Linked DNA regions of Mus musculus: regions 1, 2 and 4 are each linked to region 3. The links are chromatin loops, found by intact Hi-C in ENCODE. Cell type or tissue: heart. All regions are shown on one strand. Each heading gives the region's core, and the rest is flanking DNA. Links, peaks and the distances in the headings are about the cores only.

Region 1 (5,911 bases), core at 475-5,474, 270 kb after region 3:
CCCAGTCTTAATTTGCAAGAAGCTTGAACTTCCATTCTGTGTGTCTGAAGGCTGTTACTGCTCTGAAAGAAGTCTTTGAAATGTTAATCAGATGCCTGTGGGTTCAGACTTTTTCTCCCTCTCTAGTGCCAGCTCCCAGAGCTGTTGTCATAGCCCCTCCTTCTTGCCAAATATGGACGCCATCCAAGTGACTTCACTGTTGATACCAAGTAGAAGTGGTCATTCCAGGGTGACCTGAAGCTTGGGTCCCTAGGACTTCTGACTCTTCTGTCCAAGAAACCTGGAGCACCTTCCCACCGGTTAGACAGTTGCTGACATTACTGGCAACCAGGAACTCTTGGTTTAGAAATCACCATCTTTCTCACACCTGGACAGGAACCTCTGTCTTCTGAGTCTACTTCAGTAAGCCAATTCTGTTAGCTTCTGTGATTCCGTTTCTTTGTCCACAAGGAGAGTGTTTTTGTTTGTTTGTTTTTCCACACCAGTCAATACCACCAGCTCCTCTTTTTCATTGACCATTAAATATTTCATAATTCATAAGGTTTCATCTGTAGCCATCTTTAATTTGGGGTAGGTGTGACTTTTCGTGCATGATACAGGCTTTGGGGAGAGCTACCCCCCCCCCAAAGGTTCCAGTTGTCTATGTAAGTCTTTAAGGAGAAATGTTGTTGTTTTACGGTTTTGATTATTTATTAACAGAAGTGCTGAGCAGTCGTAGGCTTACCTATTAGAGTGAGTGGTGACCTCGGTGGGACTCCAGTCACATGCTGCACCTGTGTGTTCACCAAGCTTTCCCTAATACCGACATCTTGAAAGTGTAGTTTAATGATTAAGCCAAGGGACTTTCTAGTTACTGGTTTATATTAAACTACCTAATAACCTACAGATCCTGTGTAAATATCACCAATTTTCTCACTAGCATTCCTTCTCAGAGTCTAGAATTCTGCACTCCAGTCAGATCTCCCAACCCTTGAAGCTCCTTCTAGGTGTGACAATTCCTCAGCCTCTCAAGTTGCTTTGAACAATACTTGTTATTCTTTTTACCACGCCTATCAAACTAAATTACTTTTGTGAGTCCTCAAGTTTAGGTCAAGGCTTTATCTGTTTGGTGCAATGCCATACACTCATGTGCTCTTAGTGAATTATATCTGGACATGTCTTATAACTGGTGATGTTAATTTTGTTCACATCATGAAGGCAGTATCTAAATTTTTTCCACCATAAAGGCACTATTTTCTCACATACAATTAACAAGTATCTTTTTTGTACATATATGTATTTGCATGTCAGTGTATGGGGGTGTAGTTGTGTGTGAGTGTGCACTTATAGTCTGTGGGTCCACCCATATGTAGGTATGTGTGTGCATGTGGAGGACAAGAGCCAATTGTGAATGTCTTTCTTCAAAAGCTGTCCATTTTGTTTTTGTTTGTTGGGCAGGGTCTCTTACTGGCCTGGAGGTCACCACGTTGATGAGCCTGGTTGACCAGCAGTTCCCTGGGCTCTGCCTGCCTCTGCCTTCTCCTACATTGTGTTGGGATTACAAGCTTGGTTCACACGCCTAGGTTTCTCCACACAGTGCCTAAGCTGGAGCTCAGGTCCTTATGCTTGCATGGTCCCCAGAGAAGCATCCTGTTAGGAGCTTACCTGGACCCTGTGCAACCATTCCCTTCTTGTCCCACTGATCGTAGAGCCTCGGATGGCTCTTCCAGCAATGAACAGTTAAAGCTGTTGCATGCCTAGCAGGGATTTCTGCTTCCTGTTTCCTTCGACTTCATTACTGGAATCATGTTGCAAGAAGAGCTGTTTTTCTTCCCTCTTTTATTACACCAGTTGGGTTCACAATTATTCATTTCATTTTTAATATTACTGCGTGTTTTACTCTTCAGATTATCCTATCTTTGGCTGTTGGGAGGTCCTTTGAGTCAGATCCAATGTTCTTTTAAAACATGTTTGAGGCACTTACATACTTCACAATTAGTTCACAGTGCTCAGGGCGCATCTTGTGTTTTCTCCCACCCAAATCCTGGGATCAACTACTTTTCCAAAGAAATTCTAGCTTTAGAAAAAATAAATAAAATCAATAATGATGTTAAAAACCAAGCTGTGGATATTGGCTGTGCTTTTCAATACCAGTGTGTTGGGTGCTATTAACTGTCGGCCTTCTAGGTGGATGGAATTAGGAACTATGTGTATACATTATATATACATTTATAATTATATAGCATCCATGAATATCTTTTAATTTAACTTCAATTAAGAAGAGATTCATAAAAAAGAAGAGATTCATATTCTTACTTTTTCTTTTTTCTCTTTTAATATTTTCAAATCAAGAACAGACCGAGGACCATCAGCTTATCTGTTATTCTGGGACTTTGGTATCTCCTTTAGTGACTGTTGGCATGAGAACCCCCAAGGCTCCATCCAGCACAATCAATACTCAGGAGAAAAGGGAATTGAAAAGGCTGTGCTCCCTCTAGTGGTCAAAAAGAGTACCTGATGATTCAGGATGTGGGGAGACCTTGAATGTATGAAGGAGTTAGCAGAGTAACCAGCAATTAATTAAGCAGATTAACCTATGGGGTAAAATAGATAAGCCGATTGAATTAGCATTCGACTCCCCTGTAGCATAAATGACCCCTCCAGGTCAACACTTGGCTGGGCCGTTTGCTACCTGCCATCGCACAGACAACATTTTACAAAATATATTCCTGTGCATCTTCTCTTTGGGTGTGCCTAACAAGCTCTGCAGGCAGACAGAGCCCTGTTTTATTGCTTACACTTCACAAACAAGAAGCCAGCCTCCAAAAGGTTAAATGGGTTGCCAAGTTAACGGGGCTTGTCTGGGATGGAGTTTGAGTCGAGTGTGTTTGGTGGAAGAGTGGGTCTGTTTGGTCATTGCTGACATCCTCCTGTTAAAGGATTTTAAAACACGTGAAACACTTCATTACGATGTGTGTGTGTCAGGGGAGTTGGGGGGGGGCAAACAAGTAAAAACCCAGAAAATCCCCACCCATAATTGTACGAGGAAAAAAAACCCAGCATCTACCTACATTTGGACTCTTGGAAATATTTTTAGCAGTTCATAAAAGTAAGAAAAAAGACAAGTGTGACTATCTGTGACGCCCTTTATCAGGTTAGCACCCAGTTAAACCAGGTCAGAGGAGCTTTATAAATACAAACTCCAGACTCTCAATGAACTTCTTACCACCAGGTGTGGCCTGAGATACACCAGTCTGGGAAGCTAGCCACCATAAACCCCCAGGGGCCTCAGAAGAGCCTATAACCACCTCATCCCCCTGTACCATCCCTGGGCTTTTTAGAGACCTTTTTTCCCCCTTTGGCTGAACAGAGATCTCTCACCACTGATCACTCCTAACTAAAAGGAGATACAGCCTCTCATCATCATTTACCCAGGTTTGAAGCTACAAAAGAGGCTGATCGATAGGTTCATCATTCCACAACCATCCGAGAGACCAGCAAAGGTTTCAGGAGTGCTATGCAACCAACAAGACTTACATCTCTGAAAGCTTCTGTCTCTCAAGCTCATTTCAGGGGTGACTGTGGGAAGTCATAAAGCCATACCATTCGTTTAAAGTGAGACTTAATCTAACCTCTCCTGGGACTTCCTCTATTTGAGAACACTGATTCAGCATTCTGAAAGGACTGGGAGGTGCCAATTTCAAGTTACAATGCAAGGATGAAAGTCCCCTCTTTGCTCATGGGGGCTAACAGGGACTCCACAGAGGCTGCATCGCTTGGACTCAGAGTTGGTGATTTTTCTGGAAACTCATTAGAACTGTTTCCCTCTTTGGTATGCTATGAAATGTGGTTGCTAAATCAGATTTGGAAAATCAAAATGGATAAAATATGCCACGAGATACAGTTTCCGATTCTATTTGGGGAATTGAACAAGAAATAATAATAACGATAGAGCAACCCGTGAAAACACACATATCATTTACTCCTCAAGGTGGAGGCTGTAAAGGGCACTTGAAGGCTCTGTAAGATTCTTGCCAAGGTTGTTTCCTCATGTCCGCAGCTAGCCAGTGAGGAGACAAAGAGCAGGCTCTCAAGTCAACATCTGGTTGTGTCTAGGCGGGCGTAGCAAAGCTTTTCTCCCACATGCAGGTGTGACATGTGTTGTCTGGACACCACATGGCCGAGTTCAAAGATGAGAAGGGGATGGGTGTGTCCTCTGTAATGGTCCACTTCATCCGTGGGCACAGTCCCCAGAGTGACACATGGGATGGAGGCAACACACTTCCCCATCAATTCTATACAACAGGAAACATAATGGAAAACCCTGCCTGCCTGCCTGCCTGCCTGCCTGCCTGCCTGCCTGTCTTGGATGCCTGGGGAACACAGCAGAAGACAGCCTTTAGACATAACTATCTGAGGTCTGCCAACCAGGTCATGGAGATGCTGTCTTTTGTGATTAAACCATCCAAAAGCCCACAAGAATGGGTGAGAAAAGCCACCCAGAAGACTAATGTCCTTTTCAATATGGCTTGTCAGCAAAAGGAGCCATGAGCCTGGATCACCCTTCTCAGCTGGCTTGTCCCCATCCGTCAACACCAATGCTAGGAAACGTGGTTGCTAGTTCAGCCTTCCATGGCTCTTTTCCCCATTCATTCTGTGTGTGCTGCTCACTCATGGGAGTCATAGACCAAGTTTCTCCTGCTCTAAGACCCAGCTCACAGGAAATATCTAATTTCCTTCTTCTGTCACTACTGGACTTTCAAAGTGTGCTCTCCCTGTTCTCTGCTACAGAACAGTGGTATGTAAGTCACTTATCTCAACAATGCTGATGTCAACAGTTAAGACACAGTAAGCTGGGGATAGATGTGTTCTGTTTGCATGAAAGAATGAGTGAGGACATGGGGGGATCACTACGCTCAGCACTGTGACCAGAAGTGCACTCTTGGGTCTAAAATGTAATTGAAAAAAGTTCTGGTCCAATCCAGTGTTTCCTAAAGGGTGGCTGGAAGGACATAAGACCCTTTGGTATGTTTAGCTTCCATTGAAAGGAAAGGAAGGGACATGGAAAAGATTCTATACTCAGATAAATTCTAGAATACTCCACAGTGTATATTCTTCCCTGAGAATTATGTGTCCCGATAAATATCCCAAGAAGACTGACCAGTCAAGACATCTTGTCCTGGTTGGTTTCATCCGATATTAAGCAAACAAAGTAAGGGGGCCTGGCCATGGTATGCTGCCGTGTTGGCAAGTCCTGATCTGTTTGTGGATGGGAGATTGGGAGAGAATTCCAAACCAGGGAAACTTCTGTGATAGCATCCATTCTCAGAAAGTGGGTCCAAGAGAAGCATCAGAATTGCTTGGGAACTTTGTAAAAATTCAGAGTCCTGGGGCCCACCACAGGCCTGCTGAACTAGATAGAGATCAGGGGTCGGTAGGAGATTTAACTATGGTGCCTTTCAGGCTGGTGCATGTTTAGGTGTGTGAGTCACTGGGTGGGAGTGACTCCTGGCTTGGCATGTGTTAGGGAAGGGTTATCTGAGGAGTGGGTTAGAAGAAAACACAAGTGTGAGATCATCCCCTTTTTAATTCTGGTCATCGGGTCTGCCTGCATGCCAGCAGAACACATGTCTTTCAGTACGTATGCCAGAATCTTTGTGTGAAGAAGGATGCCTGTGGGTAGGTGGTTAATTGTCTAACCCAGAGAAGTGTGAACAAACCCTTTGTCCATGAATCTAAAGCAGTAACTTCTAATGAGCTCATCTGCGTGAGCATATGGTATTTTGCCTGCCTGTCTTCTGAGTCTTTATTGGGTCTGAACTGGGAGGGGAACGTTATAACGTTACCACATTGAGCAGAACTTGGAGTTGCACAATACAACAGTTCCCATTGTCCATCTGCCCTAGATGATCAATTGTTGGTTGTTTGGAAC
Region 2 (5,911 bases), core at 555-5,554, 500 kb after region 3:
CCAGGCGCATCTACTCAGGAGCCCTCAGGAAAGTGTGCTCCCGGCAATCACAGACCTAGGACTGAGCTATGACCAAGACAGATACTAGCTTTGTGACTTAAATACATCACTTTGGAATGAAGCAACATGGCACATGCCCGTAATCCTAGCACCTAAGTGGTTGAGGAAGGATGGACGACCAGGCAATCAAGGTCATTCTCAGCTAGAAAGCAAATTCCAGGCCAGCCTGAGTGATTGGAAACCTGGTCTCGGAATAAACAATAAGTAAGTAAGTAAATAAGGCACCAGACCACGTAGGTCTCAGTCTCCTTCTCTGGAAAATGAGGGACTCCCAAAGTGCGCAAGGCTCAGGGACCTCAGTATTCCCCAGCACCAACTATTAAAATAGTTCTTTGCACACAACCCAAGATGAGCCTCGGAACATTCTGAGTGGCCAACCGAAGACATCGATAATCCAAACCCTAGGGAAACAGGTTGGACAAAGGGGCTTCTTTCCAGTGTCTCTCTGAGAATTATATGTCTAAGGGAGACTCGATGTTGGACCAGAAACTCAGAGAGCCAGCAGCTCAACAAAGAGAAGCCTAGGTGGGTGCCACCTGGATCAGTGGCTGCTGGTTCCCTGCTTCTGGGGGGCTCTACAGACCATCCATAGTATCTTTGTTATCCGGGTGCACTGTCAAATTCTGATGTAAACTTTTAGGAGCAACGAAGAGGACCCTAGAAGCTGTGACTTCCACTTAGCACAGGATAAAGTCACACTTTGGTTTTAGATCCATCTAAAAACTCCGAGAATTCCCCACACGCACCCACCCAAAGAAGATTGGTTTCCAGGAGCCTATAAGAATTCCATACAAGTTGAGATGAAAGCACCGGGCCAACCATGGGCTTTCTGCTTCTACTTCATCATCCTGGGGTCGTCCTGGGGGGCTCTCTGAGGCTATCTCACCATAAAGATTGCTTGGCTTCTATTGATTTGCTCAAGACCAAGCATGGGTCTCTGTTCCCCTTTGATTTCTGCTGCTGTGATAGAGGAGAGTGCACAGCCCCTCACCCTATTCAAAGTCAAAGCAGGAGCTCAAAGCAAGAACTTGAAACAGAAAATATGGAGGGACAGTGCTTGCTGGCTTGCTCACAGGCTCATCTATAGAAATTTTTCTTATACAGTCTAGAATGAACACCTGGAAGAATGGTACCACTCTCCAGTGGTATGGACCCTCCCCCATCAATTAATAAGCAAGACAATTCCCTCACAGATATGTCCACAGGCCAGTTTGATCTGGTGGTCTCCCAGTTGAGATTCCCCTCTCAGGTTTACCCTACCTAGGTGATGCCATGTTGGCAGTTAAAGCTGACTCGGACATCATCCTTCAGCCCTTTCCAGAAAACACTAATGTCCCCGAGCTCTGTCTTCTATAGACGGACTCATGGCCTTTGCTGATGGAAAGCTGCTCATCACGGGAGAAAATGGAACGGCGTTCATTTTCGCGACATACCCAAAACCATTTGTATCCGTGCCAGGTGCCTTTGTAGACCAAGTAAGTGAAGGAAGGACCTGATTTTGGTGGAAAGACATGATAGAAAGTGGGGATGGGGAATCGGGCGTGGACGGGAATAGGGTGTGTACTGGAGCCCTGAATGCCGGTCAGAAGGGAAGGATTGCATCCCCCAGTCAGAGGTGTCTCTGTGAACTGAGCTTTCTTGGCAGTGGTTTGCCCTTGAAGATGCTGATGCCACTAAAAGGGGCCTCAGCTTCCTGTTTAACGCACATAGCTGCTTCATACCAGCTAAGGTCCAGACAAAGACTGGCTGCCTGGACTAGAAATATGGCCGTGAGCCTGGAGCGGGGGGCAGGGGGCAGAGGGCAGGGGGCGGGGGACGGGGGGCGGGAGAGGGGCAGGGGCGTCAAGAATCTGCCCTGTCTCTCCATAAGCCCTAACTTCTCCTGACTCTCAAGGGGTCTAAGTGTCTTGACTAGATTGAACTTTGAAGAAGCGTGGTGTGGTGGCTGCACACTCATAATCCCAGCCTTTGGAGGGGCAGAGGCAGGAATATCACCACAAGTTTCAGGTCAGCCTGGTCTATATAGAAAGTTCCAGGGCAATCAGGGCTACACTACACTGAGAGACCTTGCTGTATTGGTTGGTTTGTGAAAACACACACACATACATGCGCGCGCGCGCGCACACACACACACACACACACACACACACACATCACCATTTTCTTTTCTTTTCCTTTCTCTTCTTTTCTTTTTATTATTTGTTTGTTTGTTTGTTTGTTAATGTGAGTGCACTGTAGCTGTTACTGACGGTTGTAAGTCATCATGTGGTTGCTGGGAATGAAGGTTGCTCACTCAGGCCAGCCCACTCACTCTGGATTAAAGATTTATTTATTATAAGTACACTGTAGCTGTCTTCAGACACACCAGAAGAGGGCGACAGATCTCATTACTGGTGGTTGTGAGCCGCATGTGGTTGCTGGGATTTGAACTTAGGACCCTTCAGAAGAACAGTCAGTGCTCTTAATCACTGAGCCATCTCTCCAGCCCCACTCACCATTTTCTTTTCCACTTTGATTACAATATAAATCAGGACACAAACATTTACTGATCTTTCCCTGGATAATCAGCCCCATGTCAGGAGCTTGAAGAATTTGTTACTACTGCACGTAGGCTGCAAGTCCCAAGACCCAGAGCCCGAGTCCTTGAACTGAAGTAACATCCCGTCTCTGACTCTTTGAGTGGTTTCAGCATGTTGCTGAACTTAAAAAAAAAAAGAAGTTTCTGACTTCGGGGCTGGAGAGATGGCTCAATGGATAAAAGCACTGGCCGCTCTCCACAGAACACTTGCATGGTGGCTCATAACCATCTGAGCCATCTCCAGTTTCAGATGATCTGATGCCCTCTTCTGGACTCCACAGGTACTACATTCATGTGGTACATCCATGTAGGCACCTGTGCACACAAAATAAATATATATTTGCCCATTTCACTTGGATAAATACCACATGGATAAATATCAGCCTTTGCCAGGTTTATTGTAAGAGTTAAAAATAACAATATGAGAAATATGTGTTGTGAGCAGTGTCTGTGAAGAAATGTAGAATGTAGCTGAACAGAGTGTCGTCTATAGAACAAAGTGACAGCCAGACAAGGTGTATCCGTGCATGCCTGTAATTCCAGCCCCCTCCTAAGGAATTAAAAAAAAAGAACAATGTAAACAACTAAGAGTAAAACAAGGCTATAGCATCACACTAGTGACATGCAGGGAGCCCACATGTCCTGGGACTGTAGAAAGAGTGTTAGTGGGAAAGACAGAGCGACAAAGTTGCCTGAAGAAAGAATGTTGTCACTATGTGCGATAGTATATGGGTGGTAGGCAATGAAGTGACTGAGTCTGAGATTCCCTTTCCAAGTGTTACACATCTTGGGGCACGCTTCTTTCTGTGAAGGGAAGCCAAAGTTGTCTATATTACACATGCAGTGAGGGAAGCCAGAGACCCTGGGCCTCTGGTTTGGGGATAGTGTAGTTGGGGAGAGAATGAGGGAATCAATCCTTCAAGGAGCTCATGAGCTATCAAGTGGAAAAGCAGAACCAGTGTGATGAGCACAGCCACCCCCTCCCCCATGCCCTGCAGAGAGACTTGATGGACCGGCAAATGCTTGTTACTCTTGAAGACATACGTTTGACTGGGCTCCAACTCAGAAATAGAAGCTCTAGGAAGACCAAAGTGTGGATACTTCAACCCTTCTTAGAAAGGGGAACAAAATAACCATGGAAGGAGTTACAGAGACAAAGTTCAGAGCAGAGACTGAAGGAAGGACCATCCAGAGACTGCCCCACCTGGGGATCCATCCCATAAACAACCACCAAACCCAGACACTATTGCAGATGCCAACAAGAGCTTGCTGACAGGAGCCTGATAGAGCCGTCTCCTGAAAGGCTCTGCCAAGTGCCTGACTAATACAGAAGTGAATGCTCACAGTCATCCATTAGACAGAGCACAAGGTCCCCAATGAAGGAGCTAGAGAAAGTACCCTAGGAGCTGAAGGGGTTTGCAGCCCCATAGGAGGAACAACAATATGAACTAACCAGTACCCCCAGAGCTCCCTGGGATTAAACCACCAACCAAAGAAAACACATGGTGGGACTCATGGCTCCAGCTGCATATGTAGCAGAGGATGTTCTAGTCGGTCATCAATGGGAGGAGAGGCTCTTGGTCCTCTGAAGGTTCTATGACCCAGTGTAGGAGAATGCCAGGGCCAGGAAGCAGGAGTCGGTGGGAGGGGATAGGGGATTTTCAAAGGGGAAACTTGGAAAGGAGATAACATTTGAAATGTAAATAGAGAAAATATCTAATAAGGAGAGAGAGAAAGAGAGAGAGAGAGAGAGAGAGAGGGAGAGAGAGAGAGAGAGAGAGAGAATATCAGTAGAAGTTCTCAGTGAGGCCAGCCTGCATCTCTTGGCAATCCATTCCTGGTGCTCTATGGATGTCTCCACTCTCTCGGTCAAACCTTTGGCACACTGCATCCTCCTCTTTAGCTTTTACATCCATGTGTGTGCTGCAGGATGCACACAGAGTAATAGGATGCTGAATCTTGGGTGCTTTGGTCCCAGGCTTCTTCCCTTCTTTGTTTAAGGGCTTTCTGACAACATATTGGTGGGCACCATCTTCCTAAGAGAAATTGAAAAGCTTTCAGATTCTTCTAGCTCTTTCAGGATCTAGCAGTCAAGGTACAGTAGTATCTGTCAGTCCAGGGACATTCTTATCTCCTTTTTTTTTCATTTTTTCACAATAAACATCTTGACGACACTCCATCTGGTACCCACAATGCACCCTGAACAGACTCGTGCTTCCTCTCCAGTTCTCCTTGGTCTGTAACAAGAATGCCCGTAACTCAACAGTAGGTACCCTCTGCTACAGGTCAAGACACCTTTACCTGGTGGGGAAATCTTATTATCCCTACCACTGCTTCAGAGCACACATCCCTTCCCCTCCCCACTCAGAGCATCAGCAGCAACTTTTGAGGCCATGTCCTCCTCACTGAAAATGCAAAGTTTGCGTTCATCATAAAACTTCAATGAGTTTGCTGCCGGGAATGAGATATTCGCCTTCGTCTTAACAGAGCCCATGGCCTAGGCGCATCACACACATAAAAGGGAGCTCCAGAATTTTGTCTGCAATACGAGGGGTTGAGCACAGGCCTTGAAAGGCAGGCTTTCCATCAGTGAGCTCCAAAGAATGAAGATGTATCAATGCACGGCCAAGTCTACAGGTGAGCAAAGTCGTAATTCTGCCAAGTCACATCTCATAAAAAGACTTTACGAAATTTGGCTCACACTAAGTAAAGACCTTGTCTCCTGAGGATAGCAGCCACTGGAAGCAGTTGCTGGAGGACAGGCTGGTAGTCTCTAGGAGGTAGGCTATAGGAGCTATGGGGATGAGAAACCCTGGAGGATGGGCAGCTTGGAACAGATTACCTCTCAGAATCCTTCCATCTCTGAGCCCAGATGAGCTAACCTGGAAACAGAAGTTTGACACTAGGAGGAGCTGTAGCCCTGTGAAGAGAAGGGAGTTGAGGAGGGAGGGGCCTTTGCAACAGCATCATGCAAATAGGTGCGAGGAGAGATGACAGAGAGAGTACATTACTGAAGACACACTGTGGTCCGGGTTTGGGGTCCTCAGATCTCTGATATCAGCAACTACAGAGAATGAGATGGAGAAAATTAATCTTTCTAGCTTCAAAGCACTGGGTCTTTTACTGCAGCCCCACCAGGACGCCTATGGCTGCGGGAACTGTTGAGCAAACCTCACCCACAAAACCCTGAAACAACTAGCCGGTGTACCAGCTAGATGAACAAGGCAACGGAAGTACCTTGGAGTAGACTTTGGGGATGGATAAACTTGCAGG
Region 3 (5,911 bases), core at 462-5,461:
TCCTGGCCTACCCATGTCTCCTCATGACTGTGACAGTCACCTATGAAAGAGCCTTGTGAGTTGCCTATGTGTAAGGCAGAGGTGACAGGACACTGGAGCAGAGTCCTCAGGCTTCCTGATATGGGGACTCCTGGGGACCAGGTTACCATAAGGTCCTGTCCACAGCAGGTCAGAGTTCACACAGCTAGATTCAGAGAAGGGATCTGAAGGATGAGCATCTGCTGCCAGAGAACCAAGCCCTATTACACATCCCGAGATCCACTGTCTCCCTCGCCTGTCTCCTCACTGGGTATGGAGAGACTTCTGCTTTCAGCCATTCTTCCATGTAACAAGCATGTACTATCATCCATCAAAATGTGTCAGGCACAGACTTGGGCACTGGAAACACAGTAAATAGAAGTAAAAATGTTGAGCCGGAAATGTAGCTCAGCTGGGGCAATGCGTGCCTAGCGTGCAGGAAGCCCTGTATTTAACCCCCAACTCTATAAACCGGGTGTGGTGTGGTATGCCTGTGATCCCAACACAGGAAGTGGCAACAGGAGGATCCAGAGTTCAAAGTCAGCCTTGGATACATATGCAGGTCTTGGCCAAGCTGGGTTATATAGGAGGCCCCGTCTCAAAAAAACCCAACCAACCCTGCCCTCCTGTAACCATCCAGGAGAGTGTGATGCAGCCTGAACCTCTCTATACTCAGCCTCGGAGAACCTCTGTCCTCTTGGGAATGTGATGGCCTGCGATTGGTTGGCTGGTTCCCCAGAACACACAGGAATTCTTTAGCTCCTAGAATCTTCTCATGTCATCATTCGATATTTGTACTCAGCCTAGAAATGTCTCAGCCTGCTCATCCCAGAGATTCAGGTGACAAAAATCAAGACCCCGAGGAAGGGTGTTTGTTTTGTGGTTTGACAAAAATTAGCCAGCCCTTATTCCAGTCAGTTCCTTCTGGTAGCCATGGGGCTAACTATATGAAGGAAGATAGCTCGTGGAAGGGAGAGCAGAGGCCACCACTGGAAACACTTGTAGAGTCCCTCACCCCACCACACACACACACACCAGAGGAGGCTAAACGAGATGAGGGCATGTCTCCTGTGCTGTAATGGAGTGGGCAGCGAGCCGGTGTGTGCAGTATAGTCAGTGAGTGACGCGACACTGGAATGAGGTTTAGAACGAGGTTTGTAAGTCCCAGCCTCATCTCTTCCCTGTGATCCTGACAGGTGCATCCTGGGACAAGGTGGCGATTAGGACTCCAGGTCCTTCTCAGCTCGAATCTGTTGAGCATCCCTTGGTCTTCTTATATATACATGTTTTTCTGTTTATTCCTTTAAGAACTAATCCTGCTCAAGAGCGTTTTCTTTAGCTAGCTTAAAAATATCTCCTGTAAAAACATACATGTTGCCAAGTGCAATGTTGAGAAGACAATCACTGTATGGCTTTTATAAATTTGTTTTTCCTGCTCTGGAGTGTCATTCCACCATGACAGTTGGAATATTCTGGTGGGTCTTTTAGTAGGGATTGGTTACTATGCGTTGTCATGGGGAAGAGACATTTTTTATCACAGCTACCTCCATGGGAATGACTTCATGGATAAAGCAAGGTTTCCTTTCAATAAACTGTCACTTGACAGGAATCCTGGCTCTTGTATTATTTTCTATCTTTTGATTTCTGTCCAGTTTGGATGCTGTGTTACTGTGCAAGCATGAGGACCCATTCAATCCCCAGAACCCACACCCAAGAGGCAAGTGTAGTGGCGCACTCCTGTAATTCCTGGGGAGGTGGAGACGGGGATTTGGGGAGCTTGGTGGCCCGCCAGTTATGTGGAATTAGTGAGGTCCAAGCAAAAAGAAAGCGCCAATGTATATGCTGGGAGCTACAGGGGTTGCCCAGGGCCACTCTGAGAGACTATGGGGTGGTGAGCAGTGAATGCTGATGAAATGTTAGCCATGGCCTTGATGTGCTGAGTCCCAGCTGGTTCATTCCAAAATCACAAAGGGAAGTTACTCCAGCTTGACAACTGAGAATCAGATCCCTGTTTCCTAAGGTTGGCTGCCTCCTCTGCAAGCACAGTTGTGTGCTCTGTCGCTCTCCTAACAGGCTCCCTACAGTCGCCATTTCCCATGGAGCTGGGGCCACTTCTCCCTAGACCACCGTGTCCCCTCTGTTCTCCACTTCAGGGAGCTGATCTCCACACCCCAGCTTCCAAAGATGACTGGTTTGACCTGAGTGCATGTGGAATCTGGGCATTTCTCTTGGGTGCAGCAATCTTGGGTGTGCTCCCTGGGACTTGGGGAGCCCATATGTTGGTAGCCATGGCTCTCCAGATCCCTCAGAGTCCTTCCTGAATTTTCTACCACTGCTTGCGTTAAGTCACATCTGGTCCCATTTCCTGTCCCCTCCATGTATGTAAGCATGCCGCCCCCCCCCCCGCCCCCCCAGCAAACTACCAGACTGATGTAGGTCTCTTCTCAGGATCCCCTGGCTGGGAGTAATATTCTGTGTGGCTCCTGGTCCTGAGCTGTCGGGAGGAACAGGCTCAGGAAGCCCAGAGTGAAGGGAGGAAAAAAAAAAGCCAAAACAACAAAACCCCAAACCCAAGTCCTCCCCAGGACTTGCCTTCCCATCACATTCTTGACATTCCACCCTTGACCTCATGGATAATACTCATAATCCTGACTCTTACACAACTCATTAGAATTTGCCCTTCTAATTAAAACAAAACAAAAACCCAGCTAAAAGCAAGTTCTTTTTAGGGGCTTAAGAGTTCCCAATCCAGAAATGTCTGGCCTTCCAGAAGAGTCAACACACCTGGCCCTTGTTCTCGGACCTGTTAAACACTAACTTTTCTGTTTGTTGACCCAAGACTTGGCCTAAGTCTCCATAAAGCAACAGTAATGAGAGGAGAGGCGGGACACAAATGTGTGTTCTGGGTTTATAAAGATGAATATGTTCTGAAAGTCATTCGGCACACCAGCTACTGTATGCAAGGAGGGTACAAGGGTCCCACAGGCAGACTCTTGTCAGCTAGGTCTCACCATAGAGGGTCAACAAACCTGCCAGAATGCCCAGGGTTTTCCTGAATAAACACAGCCCTTTCAGGAGAACGGTACAGACAAGGCAGGAACCTTGGCACGTTGTACATTTTGCTTCTGGGTGCCCTTGGAGGAAGCAGCTAGTGCACCTATAGAACCCGCCAGCAGGGGGCAGGCGACAGCGTTAAGCAGTCTGGGGACCCTGGCAGCTTATAATGAAATGAAAATTTGTGAAGAGCAGGGTGGCGTGGGTTTATACCTTTAATCCCAGCACTCTGGGAGCCGGAGAGCACTCTGGGGGCTGGTTAAGAGCACTGGCTGCTCTTCCAGAGGTCCTGAGTTCAAATCCCAACAACCACATGGTGGCTCATGACCATCTGTAATGAAATCAGATGCCCTCTTCTGGGGTGTCTGAAGACAGCTACAGTGCACTTACATATAATAAGTAAATAAATCTTTTTAAAAAAATAATCCCAACACTCTGGAGGCAGAGACAGGCTGATCAAGGCAAACCTGGTCTACAGAGTGAGTTCCAGGACAGCCAGGGCAACACAGAGAACAACAAACAAAAACAACAACAATAACAACAACAACAAGAGTGGTGGAGCTAGGAGTTAGACATAAAGCTGTTTGTTGTGGTGATGTCATGTTGGTTGTCTGTTTCTCCTTCTGCTTCAGCCCTCCATTCTCTAGTCTGTGTGCTGTGCAGGGACCAGTGTATCCCTGGCTTACTTGCCATGCTCCACACATGGTGTGCAGACTCACAACCACCTTGGAGTGTGTCCTGGTGGGCGAGTGTGGTGACCTAGACAGAGGCACACATAACCTTGCCAGAGGCACAGGGCAGGATATGGACACTTAGGACTAAATCCGGGTCAGGCTCTGGAATACACTCTCTGCTCATCCCACCAAAGTCACACGCCCAAGAAGACCCAGGCCATTCATGTCATTCCTGAGCTGGGCTCCCACTGCCTTCCAATCCACCTGCATTCCACCCCTGTACCTGTAGGTTCTCACTTCTGCTGCCTGCCTGCTTCCACTTAGTAGAGCCACTAGGGGTCGACAGAGATCACAGTGAACTTCTGTACACACACACTCCCCACCACCCTTTCCTTTAGCTTCTTCTAACTGGTGATCCAAGAAGTTGGCAGCTGTGATCTTCAGAACTCTGTCCCACTGGGATATTCCCTGCTGAAGCCCTAATCCTGACTTCTCTGAGTCTGAACCAGGTAGCAGGGCCACTCTGGGCGGTCACTGGGCCCTATATTGTCTCACTGATGGCATTTAGGCAACATCAGCAAGTCCCCAAGGATGGGTGGTTCTTGCAGAATTTACTCACTCCCTCTGCCTCAAAGAATGCTTTGTGGTGAAAAACCTAACAGTGTTGTCACCAGAGTAACTGTCATCAGACAGTGAGCAGATTGTGACAGCCTGAAATTCACAACTGCACTTGCAAATTGAAGCCAGCACACAGACAGTCCTCACAGATCACAGAGTCAAGTGAGCTCACAGTGAAACCTTTCCCTGCAGGGAGTGGGCTGCAGAGTCTCTGCTAAGCTGGGGGAGTAGTCCTGGGAGAGGGGAGGGTGGCAGCCTGGCTCTCTGGATGGACTCACAAGGATCGACCTGTGTCCAGGCTAGCTGAATGCTGCAGGGCATAGAGAACACATGAGGACTTTGGTGTGGCTGTGGCAGCTCATCTTGGGAGACGTTGCCTCTGAGCCCAGCCTTTCCCAGGGGAAGTGAGACTCCACCCGTGGACAGGATTCTGACCTCAGTGTGGCCTCAGTGTAGCATGCTGTGGACTAGGAAGTAAGCATTGTGTGCACAATCTGGGGAGGTGACAGGTGACCCTCTCCCATGATTCACAAAGCAGGAGGCACCACCTCAGAACTGCACAGTCTGATCAACTTTGCCTGATAGTATTTTGAGGTAGTGAGAATAATGTAAAAAAAAAATTTTTTTTTTCCCAGTCAGGGTCTCATGCAGCCGAGGATGGCCTTGAACTCCTGATCCTCCTGCCTCCAGCTCCCAGGTGCTAGGATTATAGATATGTGACACCATGTCCAGTCATTCTATGACATTTGATCGAAGCCAAGATCTCATGTATGGTAGGCTGACATGGTAGGCAAGTGCTCTACCCGTGAGCCACATGACCTGGGGGATAATTCTTTATTTATAAACTCCTCTCTTAACTGCAAAGATTGCAGTTAGACAAAGCCTAAATTCCCTTTCAAGTGCCTGGGAACAAGTACAGAGAGATTTGCCCAAGGTCATCAGCAAGCACACAGTGAAATCATACTGGTCCATTGTTCTTGCCAGCCTAGCAGGGCCTTGCACCGGGTAGGCCTTGCACCAGGCAGGCCTTGCACCAGCAGGGCCTCTGTTCTTGGCGTTGCTCTTCCCTAGTAGGTGCTGCTGATTTTCCTAGGCACAGAGGCTGGGTGGTTTGCTGAGACCTCTAGCCCCTGGCCTCTCAATGGAAGTCTGTATCTGGAGCCTAAGACCTTTGAGTGTAAGGCAGACAGCCTGCCCTCCTCCTCTCTGCAGATCCCCTTCCTGTCACCTGCATGCCACCAGCCCTTCTTACTGATTGTGTCCTGTGTGGCTTGTCTAGGTCAGGCTTGCTTCCTAGAAATGGGCTTGGAGAGCAGGAGAAACTTGAAGCCTTCTTTGATACAAGAATAGAGTACACCCCATAACTCCTGACTTATACATGGATAGCTGGCTAAACATCATTCACTTCTTGAAATTGGGTTGTAGAGGAAATAAATCAACCCCTCTGTGGCCTCCTAGACTTCATAACATCCCCTTAGCTTATGTCTGTATGCTTCATTGCTTCTGAAATTCTTTGGTGATTACCAAAGTCCAGTGACCCCCTCAAG
Region 4 (5,911 bases), core at 488-5,487, 1.5 Mb after region 3:
CAAGTCTATCATTCACAGTTGGAGCTGAGTGACCTTGGGTGGGTTAGCCACATTGCTCCCGCGGATTCTCTGGTTTTCATCCTTTGAAAGGAAGGGCTCTGGTTCTTTCCAGTTGCAGCACAAGGCTGTTTTGCTGGTACTGTGAGCTGAGGAAGGGACCCTCTGGGGATGCAAGACTTAACCATATTTATTCCGCAAGGGGTTTCCAATGAGCTGGCTCCCAAAGTAGCAAGAAATGTTACCATTTTATGGAGGGAACAGTCTGGGGTCCGGAAAGGCTCCTTAAAATGCATAGATTAAAATCCCTTCGGTGCACTTAAGTCCTGAACCCAATCAGGGTCCAAGCTGCCAAATACTTCTTTCCTGTAGTTGATCTGATAGGAAACTTTGTGTCTGAACAGGTAAAATCAAAACCCAGTAGTGGCAGGCAGTGGCAAATTAAGTGAGTCATTTCTTCAATGTGCAGAAGCTGTGTGTGTGTGTGTGTGTGTGTGTGTGTGTGTGTGTGTGTGTGTGTGACATGCGCATGCGTGCACTCAGCTTAAAGTCTGTGTATGCTGTTAAGAGGTTATTTCACAGAAATAATGTTGAACTGGTTTGGATCTACAGAGGGAATCACTTAGAACTAGGGCCAGACATTTGCATTGTTCTTTGGAGATTTGGGGTTAGGGGGCTAGCAAGATGGCTCGGTGGGGGGTGGGGGTGGGGTAAAGGTCTTTGCCATTAAACTTGAGGACCTGGGTTTGATCTCTGGAACCCACATTGTGAAAGGAGAGAATCATCCAACCCCCACAACTTGTTCTCTGACCTCCACACCCACACAAGGCACAGGAGCTAAACGAATAAATGTAATTAAAAAATTAACGAATTAGCTTTCTGAGAGTAAATACGTTCTTTATTAAGAAATGCACATTGTATCTACCTTGGCTTGTGTGTGTGTGTGTGTGTGTGTGTGTGTGTGTGTGTGTAGAGGTGACTTACAGGCTGTGGTATTTTTTCTAATTTTAGCACTGGCTGGAACTAAAAATGACACAGAGGCCATTTTTCATCCATAAACTTCCCTTTCCTCCAAGGGGCCACAACAGGTCCCCATGACTCCCATCACTGGACTGTTGAGATGCCTCTGACGTTGTGTTCCAAGGACACTCTTGATATCCATGGAAATCTGACTCTCTCTGTAAAACTGTGAGCTGGGAAGCCAAGTTTCCAGTTAGTAAGCTTTTGCCAGCTCAGCTACCTGAGGGCTTAGAAATCTTTAATGGTTTACATATTAGAAATCGCATTAGCATACAGATACAAAAGTCCTCATTGCTCAAGAATTCTGCCTGTGAGCCTACAACCCCTTTAAAGACCCACAAGTCCTGGACCTTAGATCCTTCGTTGGCAAAGGACTCATTCTCCTACCCGTGCTGGCTGCTAACCCACCGTGTCTCCTCTCATGTATCCTGCAGCCCACTCCTGTATTTTCATTTCCTGTCTCCGAGCCTGTCTCTCCCCACCCCCCTTCTCCCCTCTGCCAGGGTGTGAGCACAGCCTCCTTCACAACACCTCTTCTGAGAACCAGGATGACCTTGCCCATATTCTTTAGTGCCACCTCCAACGTATTAACTCTTAGAATGTGATACTGTCTTCTCAAGACCCTCATTCCTGTGTTCCTGGTTTGGTACTTGCCAGACCTGGTGGCCCTTCAGAATTGCTCTGCACATTTTGAAAAAGACAGGGTTTATTTAGTCTCTCAAATATCAAGATGGAATCATTAGGGTGTTGTAGGACCTTAAAAATCCAAAAACAAGCAAACAAACAAAACCCTTTCTATAAAACAAGCAAACAAACAAACAAAAAAACAAGGCTTAGGTTAGCAAAATGGCTCAGCAGAGAAAGGCACCTGTCACCAAGATGGACAACCCAAGCCAGAGGTTCAGAATCTGAGCACAGTATAAGAACAGAATGACTCTTCTAAGTGGCAGTGTGTGCTGGGACACACACACAACTTTTTTTTTTTAATTTCTTTTTTGTTTATTTGTTTGTTTGTCTAGAAAAAAAACAGAGGAGGGAGGAGGGGGAGAAAATAGCCTGTCTGGTGACTGTTGCTCACTCAGGCAGGGAAACTACTTCACTTGAGGCTCAGAAAAAGTCATAAACAACGAACTCAGGAGCAGCTGGCTTCATTCTCTGCTCTGCCAGCTTTGCTAGGGATTTTGGGTTTAGGCTGCCGCTCTCCCACTCAATGGACTGGCAGTGCCTCCGCTTTGACCTCTGTGGCTCCGCCTTTGACCCCTCCCCATGGCTCTGCCTTGACCCTTATGGCTCTGCCTGCATTTTCTTTCAACCTCTAAAATTGACCTTTAAGAACCTTCCCACATCACTGAATCTTTCCACCTACTGTGCCTGGCTTTAACCATCACGGAAGACTCCAGCTCTTTCACCCGCGTCATTGTAATGCCTCAGCCCATCTTCAGGGCTCTACATCTCCACATCTCCCATCAGCACATGTGACCTCTGAAAAACACAATGTTTTGTCTTGACAGGTTTTGACATGTTGATTTTCGGGGGGTGGGTGTGGGGGACGGGGAGGTGGGGAGTCAGAGCCTTACTATGTAGACCAGGGTATCCTCATATCCAGAGATCTGATGGCTTCTGCCTCTAGAATGCTTAGCTCAAAGGTGTGAGCCACTGTGTGCAGACTTGGACTTCTTATATTCCAGGCTCTAGTCTCAAAATCACTCTCATCGTGTTTTCTTCTCCTCGCCTGCCAAGTTATCCAGGAGAAAGTCACAAAGACCTTTGGACTGGTTTTGTTCTAAATTGATGCTGGCTCTAATTTCATGAAGGCTGGCTTTCATGTAGAAGAATTGTACTCGTCACTAACTCGCATCCACTTTGCTCTGTGCCATGGCTTTCTATCCCTTAAACGCCAGGTTCCCTTTTAGAAAATGGCCTTTGATGGATAAGATGCTGGGCCTCCACCTCTGTAAATCCAGCTGTGCCCTCCTGCGAGTCTCCAAGTATTCCTTCTCTATCTCTCCATGACCTTATTGTGTTGGTCTGGAATTCGGGGATGTCTCTGTGTCTGTCCTAAGTCTAGTCTAAACCCATTCTACAGTCTCCTTCCCTTACTCTAGTCCTGCGTGCCCCGGATTGGGAACACATTCATTTGTCAGTTTGTCATTGTCCTTTTGACTTTCTTTGCTGCCTCTTTCCTCTGCCCCACCCTCATTCTGCCATACAGTCAAGTCATCTTTTCTGTAAGAAATGGTGCTAGAGTTTCCATTCTGCTCACTAGAACCTTCTCTAGTGAAGGGAGTCATGGTACTTGCTACTGTGTGGTTACGGAGCTCACGGACTGGGACTAATGTGACCAAGGACCTGAAGTTTTATTTTTATTTTCTTATTGTTGAGCTGTGCTTGAACTCATAATCCTCCTGCCTCAGCTTCTTAAAGGCTTGAGATTATAGGCATGTGCTACCACACCTGGCTTGAACTGAGTTTCCAATTTATGTGGATTTTAAATGAACTTAAACTCAATTGAAATAGCCACAGGGAGCCATTGACTATTTCGTGGGGAGGGCAGAGCCGGCAGCGTTAAAGTGGGATCAGCTGTTCTGTTGAGCTCAGTAAGTTTTCTCCTTTGACTGAACGCTTCCTTTATCTCTCTGTGGAACCTGCTTCCTCACAGTTCCCCTGGAGGGGTCTTGGCTGCAGAACTGAGCCTTCCCTGTGCCCTTCTCCTTGATCAATGCCCTGCTGCCCTTCTGTGCCTCTGTCTGTCTGTCATCATGCCCAGCTTGGTGCCTTTCTTGCTGGCCCCTAGCTGTGAGGGTTCTGAAGTTGTTATTTTTCCCCCTGTCTTCTCCCCCCCCCCCCCGGCCTTCTCTTTTTTTCCATCCAAGCTTCGGGGTAAAGTAAGAGCCTACCTTCCTGTGCCCCAGTGGAGCCCATGTTCTCTCCATCTCTGTGAGGCCAATACTTCTTGTTCTTGCTTTGTGGATGGAGAGGTTGATGTAGAGGGAACGCAGGATAACTCAAGGCAAAGCTGAGACAGGAGCTCTGGCTGGCAGGGTGCTCTTCCACCTCTGCCTGGCCTGCAAGCCCAGTGTGTGCTCTCACCTCTGCCTGGCCTGCAGGCCCAGTGTGTGCTCCCACTTCTGCCTGGCTCAGGACCCTGACATGGTTGTTTTATCACTCTGCTTTTCTAACAATCTCCTTCCCCTTTTAATTTTTTTTAAATCTTAAACTGATTCAAATATACGGAAATGCTTCAACAATAAGCTGAAAAGTTCTGATCTCTCTTTCAGCCGCATTCTATAAATATTAACTTTCATCCACACTTGTTTTATCTTTCTGGCACTTTCTCCCACTCTCTCTTTGCATCTATTTGTGGATATGTGTGTATAGACACACGCTCCTGTACCATGTCAGAGCAACAGGGAGGCAGTGTACCTGTACTGTCCCCAATACTTAAGCATATATTTCCTTCTTTTAAAGGGACTTAAAAAAATACTGCAGTTGTCAAAATTAGGAAATTAAGTTTGAATCAGTGGTGTACTCTACTCTACAGATTTAGTCAGGTGTCCTAATAGAACTTTATACAGAAGAAGAGGAAGCTGTTTTTATTTTTTTATTTTTTTTCGAGTCCCGGTTTCTCTGTGTAGCCCTGGCTGTCCTGGAACTCACTTTGTAGACCAGACTGGCCTTGAACTCAGAAATTTGTCTGCCTCTGCTTCCCAAGTGCTGGGATTAAAGGCATGTGCCACCACTGCCTGGCTAGGAAACTGTTTTTAAAAGGGTCTGATTTAGGGGGTCAGGATTCAATCTAGTGTTTAAAAAAAATTTGTTTAGTAGTGTGTGTGTGTGTGTGTGTGTGTACATGCACATGTACATGTGTATACACATTCATATTCCTGAATACACCCCCTTCTGTCTATATAGTGTTACTTGTAGGTATGTGTCTTTTCAGAGCCGACCCTTGGTATCGGACAGCCAGCTGACGTGCTTCTCCTGAGGAAAGCAGTCTCTCCCGCTCTCAGTGCTCCTTAGTCACCTGCCGTTCTTTCTGTAGACTTGAGACCTCGTGGGTTTCCCACCCACTTTGACATGTCTGTTACTGCCCTTCCTTGTTCAGCTCATGCATGTGCAGTCAGTGAGGTGTTCTGGGTGCAGCTTCTGACATTCCTAGGAGACACCACCATCTCATGGCAAATTCTGTCTTTTCTAATCTTCCTGACCCCTCTTCCACCGTGTTCCCCGAGCTTAGGTTGTAGATGTGTCCGTTGGGACTGGGCTGCACAAGGCTGCTTCTTGATCGCTTGTGGTTTTTTTGTAATGGTCTTCATCTGTTCCAAAGAGAAGTTTCCTTGATGAGGGGTGGGGAACCACATGTATCTGGGGATATAAGGAGACATATTTAGAATGAAGTTAGGAGTTGTGCTGGTTTAGTAAAGTGGAAGTTGTAGGTTGTCCTCTAAGATCCGTGCCATCACTAGCCCTGGAGAGTGAGCTGGGTTCCTGTACCAGGCACAGGTTCCCTCTTGTTGATTGCAGGTCACCTGTGTCCACCATGCAGGGTCCAAGGATCAAACTGGAGCCATCAGGCTTGGCAGCAACTGCCTTTACCTGCCCCTCCCCCTTTTGGATAAGGTCTCATCCCAGGCTGCTTTCAAAACCCAGAGCAGTCTTCCTGACCTAGCCTCTTACATCCTGGGGTCACCAGAATGAGCTACCATGCCAGGCTCCTCTGTTTAGGACTGATGGCTTTAGCTACCCCCTGCCCATCCCCCATTCCTCCCTCCCTTCCTCTGACAGTGTCCACTGTGAAGCCAAGTTTGAAACAGAACTTTTGATTCTCCTACCTCTCAGGCTCAGCGACATGTCTCTTTTGGCTTCTTTAATCTGGACCAGTTCCCCAGTTGTT

Evidence for each region. Hi-C counts contacts between places; a loop is a spot of excess contacts. Peaks named below come from ENCODE experiments on the same cell type or tissue, not always from the same donor. Only the 100,000 strongest peaks of a DNase experiment are listed, where the experiment ranks them.
Region 1: a loop joins it to region 3, with 7 times the contacts of the local background. A loop is called at or near these places in 19 of 42 quality-filtered maps.
Region 2: a loop joins it to region 3, with 8 times the contacts of the local background. A loop is called at or near these places in 3 of 42 quality-filtered maps.
Region 4: a loop joins it to region 3, with 11 times the contacts of the local background. A loop is called at or near these places in 2 of 42 quality-filtered maps.

The regions. Positions count from the first base shown.
Region 1 is chr9:71,355,722-71,361,632 of GRCm38, reverse strand. No RefSeq gene overlaps it. Among named protein-coding and RNA genes, the nearest start is that of Gm32769, 15 kb to the left of the region's middle. In heart, for the core only: a CTCF peak has its summit at 2,480 (motif pointing left); no DNase peak of the experiment used is centred there.
Region 2 is chr9:71,126,045-71,131,955 of GRCm38, reverse strand. It overlaps Aqp9 (aquaporin 9), which reads left to right. Exons shown (of 6, transcript NM_022026.3): 4 at 1,417-1,535. Among named protein-coding and RNA genes, the nearest start is that of Gm32714, 22 kb to the left of the region's middle. In heart, for the core only: CTCF peaks have their summits at 2,904 (motif pointing left) and 5,538; no DNase peak of the experiment used is centred there; H3K27me3 peaks cover 1,665 bases.
Region 3 is chr9:71,622,223-71,628,133 of GRCm38, reverse strand. Cgnl1 (cingulin-like 1) reads left to right here. Exons shown (of 19, transcript NM_026599.5): 19 at 1-1,627. Among named protein-coding and RNA genes, the nearest start is that of Myzap, 33 kb to the right of the region's middle. In heart, for the core only: CTCF peaks have their summits at 3,192 (motif pointing right) and 4,064 (motif pointing right); no DNase peak of the experiment used is centred there; H3K27ac peaks cover 1,547 bases.
Region 4 is chr9:70,135,057-70,140,967 of GRCm38, reverse strand. The region is part of intron 1 of Fam81a (family with sequence similarity 81, member A); the gene reads left to right. Among named protein-coding and RNA genes, the nearest start is that of Fam81a, 3.5 kb to the left of the region's middle. In heart, for the core only: no CTCF peak of the experiment used is centred there; no DNase peak of the experiment used is centred there.